Linked DNA regions of Mus musculus: region 1 is linked to region 2. The links are chromatin loops, found by intact Hi-C in ENCODE. Cell type or tissue: left cerebral cortex. All regions are shown on one strand. Links, peaks and the distances in the headings refer to the core of each region. The heading gives the core; the rest is flanking DNA. Region 1 holds the start of Hoxa3 (homeobox A3). Region 2 holds the start of Skap2 (src family associated phosphoprotein 2).

Region 1 (9,188 bases), core at 2,503-5,002, 200 kb after region 2:
ACTGGGCAGGCTTTCTCATCTCAACCAGTTTCTCTCTCTCTCTCTCTCTCTCTCTCTCTCTCTCTCTCTTGTTGTCCCTTAAGTTACAGGGTTCATAAGGCTTGGCAGTGAATCCTTCACCCTCCCCTAAAGTGTCACCTTACAGGGATCTCATGGCCCTGCCTTTCCTCTGGCTGGGCCTGATTGTCCCATGGGAATGTTTGGGTTTCTCTCTCTCTCTCTCTCTCTCTCTCTCTCTCTCTCTCTCTCTCTCTCTCAAATTAAAAAAAACAACAGAGAGAGAAGGAAATTTTGTTCATTCTTTCCTTCTTTCTTCCTATTCTCTCCTCCCTTCCTAATCTCTCCTTCCTTCCTTCCTTCCTTCCTTCCTTCCTTCCTTCCTTCCTTCCTTCCTTCCTTCCTTCCTTCCTTCCTTCCTTGTCTCCCTGCCAGCTTTTCATTCTCCCTACACTCTCTGGAGTGGGGAAGCAGGGAAAAGCCTTACCCGCACAGGAATTCATCCGCTGCATCCAGGGGTAAACAGGGCTTGTGTACTTCCGGTCGGTGCCTTCCTCATGGAGGGCTTTGCCCTGCACGCTGCCGTCAGGTTTGTACTGCTGCTCGGGAGAAAAGTGCAGGTAGTCCCCGGGGCCCCTCTGCTTGTTATTGCCCGAGGGTGAGGCGCCACTGAGGTCTTTATCAGAATAGAAACATGAGGCCCCGTACTCGTAGGATGCCCGGTTGCAGGCCAAGACCGAGTTGGACTGTTGGTAAAAACAAGGTGAGGTGTATGTCTTGTCCGGAAGACTCGACGCCCCGTAAGAGGCCGGGAAGGGCCTCAGCGCGTCATAGCCGGCCGGGTAGAGGGGCAGCTGGCCCAAGAAGGAGTCCTGGCCGCTGGGCAGGCTCCCAGGGAAAGTGGGATTCACAAAATAGGAACTCATTTGCGCGCCCCTCTGCAGGACTGTGATTTGTTGTGTATTAGTACATCTGGCTATAACTATTAGTAGTCATCGAACTGGTTTGTTTCTGGATGGCCGAACGCCAAAAGCGACAGCAGCAAATCGCACCAGCTGACGCAGCGGCGGCCAATGGGAAAGAGCGCCGGAGCCCGCTCCCCGGGGACCGCGGCGACCGAGGCAGCAAAGTTACAAACAGCCCCCAGCCCGCCCGCCCGCCGCCCGCCCGGCAGATTAATGGGCACACACAGCCTGCCCGCCCCGCTCTCCCCCACACATCCCCAAACGCCAGCGGCGGGCACGACCCGGGCAGAGATGTGCAAATCTCTGCACTAGTGCCCAGGTCAATGAGCAGGCCTGCTCTTTCCTTTTTTGCCTTCATGGGTTTTGCTGGGTTTCCTCCCCAAACAGGAAACCTGACAAGCCCGAGCCAGGGGGTGGTGACACGGATGGTTTTGCTTAGAGCCTCCTGTCCCAGTCAGACCCTGGGTCACACCTCCCCTTGTGCTCCCTTAATCATGGGTGTGGGTTCTTGAATGGGAAAAGGGGCTCTGAGAAGCCAGGCCTTCACGCTCTGCTTTTGAACTGTATGCTTTAGGGGTTCCCTGGGCGCCTTATTCCCTCCCATTCTTATTACAGGTTGGGCCTTACTGCCCTAAAGCTGAAAGATCAATCCTCACTGACCAGGCCCACACCAAAGCCAGGGCCTTCCTACAGCCCCTTCTTCTCAGTACCGCCCTCCATGTGTGGTTCTTCTGCAATGGTCCGTGCCTGTGTGGGCTTAAAGCAAATACCTACACCGGCTGTGCACTGCATCCTGTCTTTGAACTTAGAGAAAGGAAAGGCTAAAACTCATGGTTTTCCACAAGAAATGATCTACAGAAGGGTGTTTGTGAGACCGGAGCAGAAAGCCATCCGTGGGGCATGACTCCTCTCACCCAGCTTCAAGCATCCCAGGACTCCCTAAGTTACTGGACCTGCTTAGTGCAGCTACGGAAAAACAACCGGATACAGTATCTCCCAGTCTCATTCCAGAAGCAGGAGAGACACGGGGACCTTGGTTGAGCAGGGCACGGAGTGCAGCTTCTGGAGCCCAGAGCTTCACTCAAAGGATCATTAATGGACTTGGTTTCAAGGTCACACGGAGATGGGCACGGTCGTGTCGCAAGCATACCCACTTGTCCCCTACCTTCCCACCCTAAACTACTCCTGCTGCTACAGTATCTCTAAAACCAGATCTGTCACCCTGTCACTTGCTCCAGGATCCTGAATTACCTTGACCATCGGCCCAGGCCTGGGGATACTCAGACAGGATGTGGAAAGCCTGTTTCGGGCTTGCCTGTACGTGGATCAGGGTCATTTTGTTAAAGAAAAACGCGATATCGGTTTGAAGTCACTTTTATGACTGTTTGGGCTAGAATTAGCTTAAAAAAAACCAATTCTGTGGGTGTCTAAGAGATCTAGCTGGGGCTCAGGAGGTTGTGTGTAAGATCTGTAAAACCCTGACCCTTGTGAACTGATGGGGATCGGGCTTGGGGGAGGTGACACTTGGCAGTGGTCCCGTAGGAATCTATTGCAGAGTTCTTTAATCTCTTCCTTGCTTTTCGATCCCCCCCCTTTCTCCCCTCAAAAGAGGAAAATTGAAAAAGGACTTGCCTAAGATCGGCCTCCAGAGAGCCCGTGAAGGCACACCAAAGGAAGGCTGTACCACAGGCCTTGTGTTTAACGTCTTTATCTCTCCAACCCAAGAAAGTTTTTTTTTCCTTTGTATATAAATGAGCTGTTCAGGAGAGAATAAAATTTTACGTTTCTCACAGAGAGGATGCAATATGTGGGAAATGAATAACTCAGGAAGAAAAGAAAGGTGGATTTTTTTTTTCTTAAAAGGCTGTTTGAAGAAAATAAGTTTGAGTTATTGGTTCTTAAACAACAAACAATCAGATAACAATTATTTCCAGCAATACTGTTGGAAATGAAAGTAGCCATTTCCCAGGTGCTAATTGTTCACATCTATCAGTTCTCTTTGACGCAGCTCTGTCTCACACAGAGTTGGAGCTGATGACAGCTTGCCACCATTATTGCTATGGTTTGATCTGAATTTTAGACTTAATTGTCTCAGCCAATAAAAGAATTTGTTTTCTCACCTAGAAGCCAGAAAATGTATTTCTAGCTTCTGTAAACATTAAGGTGGAAAAAATATTAAGTTGAAATCTTAACATGTAAGCCCAGGCTAGTGTGCATTTAAGTTAGCAGTCAATCTATCTATTCTTCCATATACATGTATATAAACATATGTATAATATATATATGGAGAGAGAGCGCGTCCTGACAGAGTGGAGACCAGGAACTCCACACCTTCAATAGAGCCTCATCCTGAGATGATGAGAATAATCACCGCAGGACTCTGCTAGCTCACAGCCACACAGAAAACTTACCTTTTATCTTCTCTTCAAAGAGGGTAAGATGGCAGTAGGGTCACACAGTTTTGCCCTTTCCCTGGCTGCCCATTGAGCCCCTCCACTTCTGCCAGCCTGGAGCCTGGCTTGCAGGTGTGTGGGAAGACCCAGAAGGTCCACCTCCATCCAGTCAAATCTCTAGGCCAGAACCCAAAGCACACAGGTGTGGGCCTCTGTCAGTTACCAGCCCTCTCCTGGAGCTGCCTTCCATGCCATAGCCAATCCTCAGGGCCAGTCAGGTCAGCAGGCCTCGGAACTACAAATGGTCTCTCCGATGTCAGAATCCCAAAGCCAAAGCGTTCCCCAACTGGCGTGAGCCCTCAGGACGCCTTTGGGACGCGCAGTTTGGACAGAAGCAGCCATGACCAGCCAGGCGGCCTGTACAAACAGTCTCCATGGTGCTGGGTTAGGGGAGAGGGAAGGACCCGAATCTATTCCAGCGGCTGAGCTTTCTGTCATGGGTAGCCGAAGCAAGAAGATTTCACAGCCAAATAAACCCTTGGAGACTGCCCCTCAGGTCCCCTTTTGTGCCCCCCTTCCCCTGCTTCTGGGGATTCTGAGGGGCCCGTACAGCAGTCGCGCCAGGCTCAAAGAGGCGGGACGCTGCTGGCGCCGGTCCCGGCGACGGCCACAGCGTGGCAGCAGCGAGCTCCCTGTTCGGTCGCAATAAATAATCCGCCTGCGGCAGCCGCAGTCAGGCAGCCAGCGGCCCTAGGAGGCAAATGCGGCGCTTTATCTGCCCCTGCCCGGGGCGCATCCACAGAGCTGTCCGGCGGCAAACATTCCAAGCATCTACACGTCCTTCTTAATTGTCTGGCCTAGGCCGACATACTATCTTGAGATAGGAAAACAGCAGCAGCAACAACAACCAAAAACCAAATAAACAAAAAAGAACCATAGCCAGGGAACTCGCGACTGATGCTTGGGTAGCTCTGTCTCCCGGGGGCAAATCTAACCTGGTCAGACCCGCTTTCAGGCCCACCCACCATGACTGGTGCCACCGTGCCATGCAAAGCCATTGCTAGGCCCGCAGCTCTTAGTGCTGTCTCGCTGCTAGCTGTAGTCCTCTCGCTGGAAGCCGGGGAGGTGGAGGACCGTGGACACCAACCTGCCACTGTACTTAGGTGGCTTGGGACTGCGACCCTGCTATTGCCCAGACACCATTTTGCAACCTTCCCTCAGAAACCTCAGATGTGCTCCTTCCACCTGCGTCAACACAGCAGCCCCTGCACGGAAACATCACCCCCTCACCTTAGCACCCAATTAACTCGGTTCTCTCCTCCAACACAGAATTCCACACACGCATCTAGCCCCTCTTCCAGGGCTCGAGAAATCACTCTAACCAGAAAACCGGGCAAACGAAGCAGGCAACCATCGGAGAACTCTGAATTAGTAAGTTTTGTTTCTGTGTTTGCTTCCTTTCCTAGCCCCCACAGGAAAAAACAGTGTGCCGAAGCTAACAAAACGCCCGTGCTACTTTGCTCGCCTCTCCGTCCTCGTTCCCAGGTTGGGAACTACCTCTGGCTATTGGGGAAGTCAGTTGAATCAATTGGGTCACGAATGAAATAATCCCAAACCCCAGAGGCCAGTAGGGAACAGTAGAATGCCAAATGACTTCCTTTGGGGCTTCCCGAGGGTCACTGGGGAATGGAGGGGGGAGGGGGCGAAGACCCAAGCGGTGCTGCGCCGTGCCAAGGCGCTGTGCCACAGAGGGAAGGCTGATCCGCCTTGAGGGAGGAGGGAAAAGGAGTGATTGTAGGTGGTGGCGGTAGTGGGTGAGAATGAGTGACGTGTTTGGACTGTGGTGTATATTGGGGCTGAAAATGAAAGGACAGTACTGAAAGAGCGTGAAAAAGGCCCCTTTTCAAAGTCGTTCCTGGTGCCCTCTCTTACCACTGTAGTACCTCACCCACCTTTGCCCTGTCTCCTTCCCACAGGTCTCACCTTCAGACCGCGGCTCCCAGAAGCTTCTGCCTCTCTGACAGCTGTCGCTTCGGCAGCCCAAGAGACGAATTGTCCTCCTTCCTGGTGCCAGAGGACGCAGGAAATTAGCCAGGTTGCAAGTTGCAAAGCAGCGGCGGCTGCTCCAGGAACTGGACGCGCTCCACCTCCAGCGACAACGGCTGGCCTGGGCCTGGCAGCGGCTTCCCCTCGCTCGCCATCGCCGGACAAAGCGCAGCCCAGGCAGGCTGGCAAGGCAGAGCTCCGAAGCACGCAGGATGGAGCGGAGCAAAAGAATGCGGCTCTATTCTCGCAAGGGAAATTATAAAAAAGTTCATGTTCACGGTTCCTATCCACATGACCGACAGCGGCCAATGGAAGGGCCGAACAACTCATAAAGTTGTATTGCAAAGTTGTAAATTTTCATAAACAACAACGGATTTATGACCCTTTCCCCATCACTAAGAGGAGGCGGCTCTTACACAGACGCCATCTTACCACCGAGTCTGTCCCGATTTGGGGCTGCAGGTTTTTCAGACCCTTTTAGGTCCGATTTTATTTAAAAAAAAAAAAAAAAAAAAAAGTCCTAAGAAACTGGCCCAGCCTAGTCAGGGGATAAGAATGGAGACCTTCGCGGGCCCAGCTCAGGATGCTCTAAGCTACTTCCACCGCCTCTCGCCCCTGGTCTCTCACCGCTAGCCCCTTCCCCAGCCACAGTCCTTCCTCAGCAACAGGACTTGGACTTGGTTGCGCCGCAGGGTTTGAGGCCCATGTCGTCCAAGAATCCCTCAGCTGCAGTGTTGGACCCTGGGGCATCCTCACCCTTTCTGAAGGCTAAGTGGGGGTACTGCAGCAGGGACCCTGAATTCCATGTCTTTCCTACCCCTGGACTGTACTCAGGACGCATGTGGAATCCGGGATCAATTGGAGGGTAGGTAATACCCTTTTAGAGCTCAGTCTACACCTTTAGAGGAAAGTTGAATTTGGAATTCGTTCATGGAATTTATGAAAGTTTGAGAGGCCGTAGATAGAATATGTAGCATTAACAAATAGTCTTTTTTCAATGGATCTAAATAGATATTGGTGCACATACAATAGCCAGACAAAAACCATCTACAAAGAGGAAGGCATATATACAATTATAGTCACAGAAAAACACAGAAACCCACACACACAATTATAGACATGAGAAATGTTGATGCACACGCATGTGTGTGGGAATGCATACAATTATAACTATAAGCAAGCACACAGAGAAATAGAAATGTGCTTAAGTACACATAAAAACATGTGAAAAGAGACATGATACATTTGTCCATGAATAGCTAAAATTTGGACTCAGGGACAGTGGCTCTGCATTTGTTTCCCGTGTCTCTTTGGCCTACAGCCAGGGCTGGTCCTTCAGCTATGGCCACTTCCCCTTGCACAAGACCCTCTGGATAAAGCAGTCCGTGTTTCTTTGTCACCAAGCATCTTTATTGTTACATAAAACACAGGTAGCTGGGCTGGGAAGCGTGCCTTCTCTGAACCCCAGGCTGGGGGGTGGGACGGGACATGAGGAGACAAGGGAGATGATGGCCCCGGTGGGTGCTGGACTTCCCCCACCCACTACAGAATTAGTTCAATACAACACACCATGCTACAAAGTCACCCCATTAAAACATCCTTCCAAAGTCAAGACATTCCTTTACAAATGAGCTCCAAGATTATAGAAATGACAACAACACAAAAAAAATCTGGTTCAAATATACAGTATTTGTCCTTGTAGGAAAAGTCAGGGTATACATATTTGACATGGCTGAACAGTAGGACACAAAAGCAAGGGGGAGAGGACAGTGAGTCTGGGAACATCTCCTTAGTCCCACAAAAACAAAACCCAGAGCTATTCCAGAGGATGGCAGCCAGCTCGGGAATGCTCCCCTCCTGAAGTAGGGTTAATGGCCCTGACCTTGTGTCAAAGCCAGAGAAAGAGGGATTCTAGGTTACAGCACTTGGTATGCTTTGGAATAAATATATTATTTTTCAATTTAAATAGAAGCCAATACCCTGGTCCCTGAACCTCATTGCCTTGTCAGTGAAGCCTTGGTGACCCCAAAGACTATCAGTTAGAAGCATCAAGGTCCAGCCTGGGAGGGATGGGCACCGAGAAGCAGGTGAGCTAGCCAGCACACAATAGGTAGTTTAGGGCTAGTAGTAGGTAGTATTGATCATGGTTTGCAGGTATTGGCCGGGTGTGTGATGGGGGTGGGGCAGGTGCTGGGTGTCTGCCAGTGTTGGGACATGAAGGAGGCTTCTTAGGAATGGTGGCCCACTGGGGCTGGGCCCATAGGTAGTTTGGGAGTGCCTCTCAAAGAGGCCTGTGCTAGGTAGTATTTTGGCTGTGCCTGCGCACAACACTGGCCCAGGGTTGTGGGTATCTACTGGGTTCCTCAGAGGCAGAGAGGGTCCCCAAGGTGACCTAATTTCCCTGGGAGCTAAAGTGGGTGATTGAATGGAATGAGGGTAGGAACTGATTCCCTCTTTTTTTCTTTCCCTTTCTTTTTTCTCTTTCTTTTTTCTTTCTTTCTTTCTTTTTTTTTTTTACACTTTATTTCCCCCCATTTTTGTAACTAAAATCAATGAGTCTCTTAAAGACGCTTTTCCAACTGTCCTGTGCAGCCAGGGTCCTGTGCCTGGCCCTTTACTCCTCTTCCTCCTCTTCTTCCTCCTCTTCCTCCTCTTCCTCCTCGTCCGCCTTGTCAGCAGCTGTGGAAACGGAGGGCACCGCGTCTTCCGGGGCTGCAGTGGGAGCCTGGCTCTCATCTTTATGCTCTTTCTTCCACTTCATGCGCCGATTCTGGAACCAGATCTTGATCTGGCGCTCAGTGAGGCAGAGCGCGTGAGCGATCTCGATGCGGCGGCGCCGCGTCAGGTAGCGGTTGAAATGGAATTCCTTCTCCAGTTCCAGCGTCTGGTAGCGCGTGTAGGTCTGGCGTCCCCGCTTCCTGTCGGGTCCTAGGAACAGAAATTTGGACATATAGATAGACAAAACAGACAAGCAGACTAGGATGTGGACAGAAGAGTGCTTTAGTCAGGCCAGCAGCCCAAGAACCTGCACCTTCCACCTTGCCCAAATCCAGGTGCAACCCTCATCACCCTCAATTGAGCTGGGGGAGGGAAATTGTGAGCGGAAGGCCCCAGGGCCAGACAAGCAAGAACATCTGTGAGAAGCCTTAGGGCAGAATTCCAACTTTACAACTGGCCTTTCCAGCCGGCTACGTTTCCACAATGTCCTGCTTCCCCCTGACAAAGGGAAATTGTCAATATAGAGTGTGGCAAGTGGGGGACTCTGCGCTTTTGCCATTCAAAGGCGAGCCTGGCTGCTCCCCAGCCTTGCTAGTGGGCGACCCTCATCAGCAGCCCCATCCACAAGACCTTCCTGTGACTTTCCCACCCTCTGTCCCATTGGCTTCAGCCCCGTTCTGGAAATGGCCTCTGGTACAGTGATGAGTGAGGGATCCCGGAGGTCTCAATTCTCCTTGCCTTTGAGAAAGAAAGCCAGGCCGAAAGAAGGGAAGGAGGGGAGAGAGAGCTGGAGTCAAGAAAGAGATAGAGGACAGAAAAGAGGGGGATAGAAAGAAAGACTGAGGGAGAGAAAAAGAGAGGGAAGGGAAGAAGGGGGAGAGGGGGGGGAGAAAGAGAGAGAATATGAGAATGAGAATAGCGGAGAAACTTATTGTAAAAATTCCAAGGCAAATGGAGTTAAATAAATTTACGAGGATCGAACCCATTAATTGGGCCATAAAAAGTTTTATGAGCCTCATTTACATACAATGCTACGGGTCTCTCCACGCTATGGCGCCTCAGCTCTAAT
Region 2 (9,188 bases), core at 2,908-5,407:
CAATCTCTTAACAGCAAGTATATGTTAAAAGTAAGTATCAAACGAAATGAAAGCAAAATGTCCTGGCTCCTCTTTCCTTCTGTGGCCCCTAAAATATGGAGGAAAGAGGCAGAGGCAGAGGCAGAGGTCAGCAGACCTGGGACAAATTCTCATGTGGGTTCAAAAGAGTAAAACTTGAAGCAGCAGCTTCTACCCACAGGAGTAGGAGCAGGCCACCTCTGGACAAGCCGACTGTAGCTGAAAGAGATCATTGGCTTCCCTAGTATCCATCCATACAGTAACTTTTTAAAAGTGGACAAGAAGTAGCAGGCTACTGCAGCGAGCCCTCCCCAACCCACCCTATACTTGCAAGACTCACAGACACATAGACTGGTGAACAGTCGGCTTAATGTTATTTTCATTCAATGTTTGTCTTTAATTCCCTCTTCCACGAGTATTTAATTGCCTATTTTACATTTTCATTATGCAATCCCAGTTTAAACAAACAGGATCTATTTTCTATCTCCGTAAGCAATAACAGAACAAATTACTGCCCACGAGTTATTTCTTTAAAAGGTCATTTCAGTTTTATAAAAACTCAGAAAACCACCACAAAGACGCTGCATGTTCAACTTGCTGTTTCCTAAAAGCCTACCCAATGTGTCTGGAAAATGGGACCCCATCCCTCTATTTTGAGAAAACGTTTTTTTGAAAAAGTGCAGGAAAAACCCGAATTTCTCAAGGGGAGGCCTAGGTATGGAAAAGGTCTATACTTTTAAAGCGACACGTTTAATATATTTATTCCCAAGCTTTTTCCTAGAAAATGCTTTACTGTTAGGACGAGTTTTCCAAACATTGGCTTTCTCGATAATTCTCCAGAAGGATACAGGGAACAAACTGCTTTGCTGGGGGTGGTGTTTAACGAGAATTTTAGCTGGGAAAAGCTGCAATAATCTGGATTGTTGGTTGCCAATAGACTTGGTTGGTATTTAAGCTTTTGAAGTCTTAAAATATACAGTGAGTCAGATCTAACGGATGAAGTACGCCAGCCTGCGCTGGCAGCAATAGCGGTACTGCGCAGCTTGCCGACTTTTCTCCCTGGCGCTTTTGCCAGCCCTGGAACAGGGATCACGGACCAGGCTGTCCTGGGGTGCCCCAGCCTTGCCCCCCAGAAACCAGCCCAAATCCAGCCTGCCTTAAACCTCCGGCTCTTGTCCACGTAGCTGGGAACAGAGAGCTGGGCACAGAGCAGCTGAGTTTGGGACAGCCACGCTAGACAAATGGGGCTGGATCTGTGGCTTTGTACCTCAAAGCCAGAGTAATATTTCAAAAGGCAGCAATAAAACTCTTGGGTAAATCAAGCGCTCCTCTGGCTGGTTGGAAAAGAGATTTGAAGCTTTTTATTGTGCTCTAAATAGCCCTGCAAATGGTGAAATAGCCTGCCGCGGTGAGCTAGCAAGCCGCCATGGCCCTTTTTTACCTTCCTTTAGAGGTCGTGTCCTCCTGTTCATATGTAGATTTCCCTGACTCCTTTCTGTAATTCCGGGGAACTGGTAATTTGACTACAGGAAAAGGTCAGCCTGCGCAGGCTGGCCCCTAAGCCCAGGGACTGAGACTCCCTTTTTCTCCGAAAGAGAGGTTTTATTTTACCCACGGGCGCCAGCCACGAAAGAGCGGGATTGAGGGGTGGGAGGCGGCTACTGGGCTTATGCCAATAAGGCCTGGAAAAGAGGGTGCCACCAACGCAAAAGACCGATGGGGCACCATCAAAGGCCGCAGGTCACACAGCCTGCATCTAACGGAAGCATCACCTCCACTCCCATGGGCATCAACTGCAAGGTAGCCACAGGAAAAAGTTATCTCGGTCACAGTAAACGGGGTGGTAAGTTTTTGCTCCTGTTACACCTTAACTTTGTCAAGAGTAAGCCATCCAGTGGGAACAGCTGTAAAAGTCTGGGGCAAGGCAGCTGACAGATCAGATTTACAACTGCTTTGTCCATAAATGTTAAGGTCTGAAAACACAATGAAAAGATGACGTGTTCTGAGAGCCCAGCAATCCTTGTGCAGCTACATCAGAGAATCACTCAGCAGACAACTGACCCCTGAGAAGTGAGCACTTAAACACCCTGCCCACTGAGTCTCCTTTCTGTTTTCTTTTTCTTTATACACGTGAACCCCTAGAAAAACTGCCACCCTGCCTTCCTTTAGACTGAGTGAGGACAAGTATCACACTCACACACACACACACTCACACACACACACACTCACACACACTTTTTTTTAAAACCATCTTCCATGGTAATCCAACAGTAAAAAGGTACAGGAACAAAAGTCTTCCAATGATAAACTCCTCCACGAGGCAGTCAGAATTCAGCACCTGTCCTCACAAACCCCTACTCTGGAACAGCCTAGAAGACCTGCAGCCTGGAGGTGAGAACAAGGCAACCTCCCTCTTCTCTCTACCTAACACACACACACACCTCTGTGCTGACCTGAATCTGCCTAAAGGAGAAAGCAAGAACTGGCTGGGGGGAGCCACCGTTTGCTGAGTCTCACATCAATAAAATAACTGTAAAGACCAACCCTGGTCCCCCAGATGGCTTTACTATTTAACCCCACATGTCTCCCTACTTTATGGTGGGAACCAGATTTTACTTTGTTCAATGAGCTGTCAGTCACCCCAACTTAATGTGTTAACTTAAAGCCTACACTTTCAGCTGCCATCAGAACAGAATCACACTTTCTGTTAAAACAGGGAATGAATGGTCTGACCAAACAGCTACTGAGGAAAATATAAAAATCAATTCAGCCGGGCACATGCAGATCAATGGAGCAAAACACCCAAAGTTGGAAACTGGCTAATTGAAAATTTATTGATTGTTCTAGCCAATGCCTTCCCCTGAATTACCTTGCACTTTCGCATGTTACTGCTGAACTGTGGACTTTTAAACATGACAAGAGACATGAAGAAGCACAGATCACCGAGTGCAAGGGGTGAAGCAAATCTGAGTTTTATAATCCAGTCTGCTACAAAATTCTCAAAACTGGCGATACAAGCTAAATGGTTTATTATGATAAAAGGCTGGGCTGTTGAAAGAGAAGCCTGGCCATCTTTCACCCTCTTTAGGTTTATCTAATCAAAATCTTTTCACCACACACTTCAAAGAAACCACAGTGAGTAACACAGCGTCTGAGATTTACACTATTCCCACCCACCACTGGGTAGCACCTAATGTAATGTGTTCAGAGTGTGATTGGAAGAGAAACGTAAGCTCAGTAGGATGAAAAAGATAGACTTGGCTTTAATTGAAAAGGACAAACTAAATAAATAATGAGGATATAAAACCTAGCCTGTGCCACTTTTATCACCCATATATGACACTTAATATTCAATTTATGGGCAACAACTGAACTGTGTTTCAAACCACCAGAGCCTTTCCCTCCTCTTGTGTCCTTACCTTCTCTCTACAAGCACTTCAAGGCGAGAATCAGCAGAGATAAACATAGTCGGAAAGTTCATTTTTTAGTACAGTTAGATGTTTTGAAAGAAACTAATGCTGATTAAGATTACATTAACAATTTAAAATGCACATACTTTCAAGAGCCTTACTTAGTAATCCAAGGAAAAATACTTTCACTGGAAAGCCATGCTAACATAGCCCCCAACAAGAAAAGAAGGTGTTTTACCCTTAAGTAAATAGATAAGTAATTTTCCTAATGCTACTTCTTCATTTACAGATACTATTTGACCCAGACAAAATCTCTATAACATCTGGACCCTTGATTTGCAAATGCATATCCGTATTTGTAGAAGGAAGGCTCTTAGAGGTGCCGTAGGTTGATCTCACTTCCAGACCCAATGTTCTCTTATCGACTTGATCCTCATTAGTTGCTGCTGCCAAAATAGGGAGGCTTGTCCTGGCTCTGTGATAATCCAGGTACTTAGAAGAAGGTGGCTACTGGTGACTCAGTAGGTGGCACTCTTCCCTTTGCATACTCAGCCAGGGCTCCAGGAGGAAGCTATGAACACCAGATATACCATAAATAATTCTTACAAGGAAAATAAAGCTAAAGTGGTGACCAAATTATAAACAGGAATTGGAAAGGTGAGAAACAAGCCATAGTGCACTTGGCATTGAAAAACCCTACCTTGGTTTCAACTGAATTGCATTCTTTATCAAATGCCCCAAACAGTGTGATCTATTACACTGTGTGAAGGAGGTGAAAGGAAAAAAAAAAAAATGTCCTGGAAATCCCCAGTAGGGGGAAAAGGCAATATTTCTAACCAAAACTGCCATCTGAACAAATCTCAAGGTCACCTTGCTAAAACCATATAGTCACTTTCTTATGGCTTGTTCAATTTGGTTTTAATTTTTCAGTGCCCCAACGGTTATTTTCTTCTAACAGTGGTTTCATTTTCTAATTTATTAAAAAGGTAACACTTCCCGCTTAAAATCTGTTGATATGATATGAATGGATGAAAATGAGTGCAAATATCTGATTGCGAACTCCTAGCAGCCCCGTCCTTCCAGGGTGATTAGACCAGCAAGCGCTGCAGGCAGCAGGCAGCACTCCCAGGGCTGTTCACCTTCTGCCTGCCAGAGGAGCGCCCACATAAATCAAGGCCATGCTTGCTATTAGTTCTAGTCAAAATATTTGGGTATAAGGTAAGATTAAATGGCCAAGGCTTGGGGCTATCCTTTGGTTTGAATTATCCAGGATAAACCTGTTCTTTCATTGTTTGAGAGTGGGGGGTGTCAAAGGTTGATTCAACAAAATTTTATATAAACTGTACTAAAAAGGAATAATTTAACATTTATTTTTTAAAAAAATAAAGGCATTTAATTTTTAGTACATTGATTCCATAAAAAATATAACTGTTCAAACTATTATACTGTCATTCTTTCAAGGATATTACTAACTAAGAGTTGGGAGTAGTAACTTTATTTTTGCATTTCCATTCAGTTACTTTTTTAAAGGAAAGGCATGAAAAGAGGACAAATATTGAAATGGTAGTGAAAAGCTACTGTAATCAAAAAGCCAAACAATGACAAAGAAAAATCATGATTACAAAAAACCATAAATTTGAGCACCTATCTCAGCAAACACTTGTGTGGCATCTGATGATTTACATGACGAGCATAGGAAACATAAAGTGAGATTATTTTCTTTCTTGTAAAAGCAAAGGACTTGAAACTCCTGTAAAGGTTGGTTTCTAACTAATTCACACTGTGCCATGCATTTTAAGAGCCTTGACTGCTTACAGCTACCAGGATCCATATCTCTTCTTCAATTTAAAAAAGAACGCACTATCTTTATATCTATATACCATAGAGCTATGACAGCAATACCTCTAAAATCCAAGTCAATGCAATCACTTTGTTATAACTTTATACTTCTAAATTGTACCATGCACTTTCTCCCAAGAACACCTGAGTGATGGACTTGCCGTCATCCTGCCTCCCCAGAAGATTCAAGGGACAAGTGACTACTGAGAGCCTCTAAGGATGTTAATTACACAAAAAATCTTAACAACTTTCTTTGAAAGCTTGTTTAACGTTGTTTTAAGCCATGAAGACTAGCTCACTTTCCTCTATTCCTTTACCATAGATCACACCCACGAGCTAAAAACATCTCCTAAGAATAAAATGTAAAGCTAACTTGTAATCTGCAAAGTTATTATTTTGATATTTGTTTCTAATCCCTCATGTATTTTAGAAAAAACTAATTTCAAACATTATGCTAGTCCAACCTCTAATTTAAAAGATGGCAGAACTACACAGGAAGTTAGGATTAGCAGGTAAATGTATAATCCTGCTCTCTTTACAGGATACAGGAGAGAGCGAAAACAGTCTGTAATCTGTGAGGGTCAGTGGGTGACGGCTGTTGTAGTCATACAACATAGGATGTTGGAAGAGTGACTGTGGGTCCAAGCTTTAGAAGCAAAACCGGGTTGTTATTTTTTTTAATTACAAATATGGACAACCTAAAAACGATGACATTTCTGGAACAAAACATTTTTCTGATCTAATTATTAAGATATTTTTCTAAACATGCAATTCCTGCATTGCCCCTCCCGCCACCCCATAAAATGTTAACTGTAATGAGACCAAACTGGTACTCCTCTAAGCTCTCATATAAGAAACTAAAACATTTCCTTAAATCAGCATCGACAGTTCTTTCATCATTTCTCTTAGTGCTATCCATGAATGATGAGAAGCATTTCTCAGAGTGACATAGCACACCCTCACCCTGCATCATGTTCATACAAACACAAGTCTCCATCCACACATAATGCAAACAACCCAACAGCTTAACAAGGTATTCTATGATGCTTGGTCTCATACTGTTGCAACTGTAACTTACTAGTTCAAATGTACCTTTTAGAGGACATTGTTTTTAACGATTAAAACACACAGTTAACAGCACAGGCATCTAAGCGAAACTTTTTAATCCATGATCTATATTGAAAGGAATGTTTTAGAGACAACCAAACTAAAATTATTCCATTTCCAGATGTTAGCATCTACAAGACAAAGTATATGGTGGTATCTAAGACCATCAGGATAGGTGAGACTTGTGATACTCTAAAAAGATGTATTTTTTATTTTGTGCAGAACTATCGAGCTTTTCTTGATGCTTAGTGGAACTACACACCTCCAGACATTACTGACCTAACTGAGGAACTGAGGAACCGCATTTCAACTCCTACAAGTAAGTTCCTATAAATGGGAATGTAAAACCAAAAAGGGGAAGATGAGGTTGCAAAGATGAAGTTCCTTGATCACATGATACAGGAAGTAGGAGTTTTAACACAGCCTTCCTTTTTCACTTTTAATAGTTACTGAGGCTTTAGAAATAGTGGCTATTTGAAAATCGGGCACCCTTCAAAACTATAAACATGTTTGGCCTGACTGTTCAAGAAAATGGGGGTGGGGTTGGAAATAGTGCCTTTTGGCCTCCTAACTCCCAACACCTGCGGCCCTGCAGATGCACCTGCATCCTTACTGGCCAGGCCACCCAGGCAGGACCTAGTGCTTGGACTTCTGCTTTCGCAGTTCTCAAACATGCATTCATCAACATTTGCTGTCCATCTCCCGCCCTCACATTCCGGTCTTCATGAAACGCATAACTGTCCGGCTGTCCAGGGAGGATCAGCACATTTCAGCATACACGCCCACTCCCTTCTAGTCCCGACATCCCAGTCCCCCTATACGGCCCGCCCCCCACCGTCCGCATAGGGTGAGGGCTAAGCGCTTCTGTCCCTGTCGGCTCGCCGTCCCCGCGCCCCCGCCCCTAGCGTCACCGCCCCCTTCCCGCTCTTTACCTGCCAACAGGTTCCTAATTTCCTCAGGGAGAGGGCCGGGAGAAGAGGTACAGCTGGGGTTGGGCATGATAATGGCTTGGACCTAGACTCGCAATAGCGGTCCGAGTAAGCACCGAGAGGCTACGACTCCGGACACGGCCCGTCCGAGACTGCCAACAAGGAAGTCACTAGCTCTCCAGCCAGCGGTCGCTGGACGCCGGGCCCTGCCCCCTCCCCGCCCGGGAGAATTGGGCGGGGCTATGGGTGAAGGGGCGGGGAGACCGGCCTTAAAACCTGACTGCGCTTGCGTAGACCTTGCTTTCTGACTGTCCGAAGAAAGCGCCTCCGGGTAGACCACGCCCACACACAGCCGGGAAGGCCACGCCCATACGCGGAAGCGAGCAGGAGGCGAGGCCTCCGAAGGAAGGGAGCGAATTGGAGCTGTGTCACCTGACCGGCCCTTGAAGCTCGTCCGCGCCATTTTCGTTACTGGTATGTCAGCCACACCTCTCTTTCTCCAGGATTCCGGAAAATAAAGCCTCCGCAAGGCTTACGCACTTTCCCTTTAAGGGGTCATCTAAATACTGGTCTTTTCCACCAAGGTTTAAACCCCCGTCTGGTAACCCACCAAGAAGTTTCTACCATTACCCCCCAACTAGCATGGCTTTCTTTGTCCCACTAGATGAAGGTAACGGAGTCCCATTTTCCGCCAATCCTTCCTGAGAGTCTTAGTCCTAAAACGGCGGAGCGTTCTGATTGGCGCTGACATTACTTTCCTACTTATTCTTGGTGTGGTTGATTTCTCTCGCTCTGACGGAATTAGTTCTAGATAATATCCTTTTAGGGTCAGGCACCTGAAATGTGCCAGAAAGCCACCTGTACCGTTGCCCGCTCTAAGTATTTTTTAATTGCAAATAGTGGTTAGAACAGGGAAAATATAAAATTTACTTCAATCTAGTCAGCAAAGGTTGAGTCTTTCAATATTACACGTTTACACTTAAAATCCAAAAAGTTCTGGGTCCTTTAGTCTTTAAAATGGGTGGTGTGTGTGTGTGTGTGTGTGTGTAGAAATGATAATTACATTCAAGTGCCATCAACCTTTACAATCCATTAAAACCTACTGTGTAGACATATTTGTCATGTAGATGACGCTACCAGAGCTACTTAAATACAAAAGAGGATGATACGAGTCTTCAGAGAGGAACTGACAAGGGAAAACATTTTGAATGTAAAGTGTGTATTTAGTTAAAAATATGCTTGGAAAGGTGGCTAATGATACACATCAAGTTGCACCTTCCACTTTCCTTTGCCAGGCACATCATTTTCAAAATGACATCTGAATATCACCTACCTACATTGGTAGAAACAAACAGTGGTTTGTTTGTTCTTATTTCTCCTAAGTTGTGCTCAGAATGTTGTGTCAAAGCTCCAATCAGGAGTATGTTTGTAGGAGGCACAGTATGGTGTGGGGGAAGGGGGTGTCTCTGTGAGACATGCTGAGATACCAGCACAGGAAAGTATAGTATAGAATATTTTGGGCATGGGGAGGGGAATTGAGTGGAGACAGAGAAAAGCAGAGAGAGGGGGAGAGGAGGGGAGAAGACAGGAGAGGAAAGGAGAGGAGAGGAGAGGAGAGGAGAGGAGAGGAGAGGAGAGGGGAGGGGAGGGGAGGGGAGGAGAGGCAGGCAATAAGCATGTGGAGAGCACAGGGAGGGGCATGGAGAGAGAGGGTAAGGAGCAGGAGCAATAGAAGAGAAGGGAGCAAGAGAGAGAGGGAGAGAGAAGGGGGGCAAGCAGCCCCTTTTATAGTGAGTCAGGCACACCTGACTGTTGCCAGCTAACTGTGAGGCGGAGCCTAGACTAAATGCCAACACATGTACCCTGCAGCTTTCTCCTCCTCCTT

Evidence for each region. Hi-C counts contacts between places; a loop is a spot of excess contacts. Peaks named below come from ENCODE experiments on the same cell type or tissue, not always from the same donor. Only the 100,000 strongest peaks of a DNase experiment are listed, where the experiment ranks them.
Region 1: a loop joins it to region 2, with 4 times the contacts of the local background. A loop is called at or near these places in 20 of 42 quality-filtered maps.

The regions. Positions count from the first base shown.
Region 1 is chr6:52,207,702-52,216,889 of GRCm38, forward strand. Hoxa3 (homeobox A3) reads right to left here and starts at 5,366. Exons shown (of 5, transcript NM_010452.3): 1 at 5,339-5,366. It overlaps Hoxaas3 (Hoxa cluster antisense RNA 3), which reads left to right. Exons shown (of 3, transcript NR_015611.2): 2 at 4,685-4,786; 3 at 5,332-5,896. Hoxa6 (homeobox A6) reads right to left here and starts at 971. Exons shown (of 2, transcript NM_010454.3): 1 at 485-971. The coding sequence starts at 923. Hoxa7 (homeobox A7) reads right to left here. Exons shown (of 2, transcript NM_010455.2): 2 at 7,922-8,329. The coding sequence ends at 8,016. It also overlaps Mira. In left cerebral cortex, for the core only: a CTCF peak has its summit at 4,022; a DNase peak (open chromatin) is centred at 4,056.
Region 2 is chr6:52,005,029-52,014,216 of GRCm38, forward strand. Skap2 (src family associated phosphoprotein 2) reads right to left here and starts at 7,521. Exons shown (of 13, transcript NM_018773.2): 1 at 7,307-7,521. The coding sequence starts at 7,373. In left cerebral cortex, for the core only: CTCF peaks have their summits at 3,959 (motif pointing right) and 4,242 (motif pointing right); no DNase peak of the experiment used is centred there.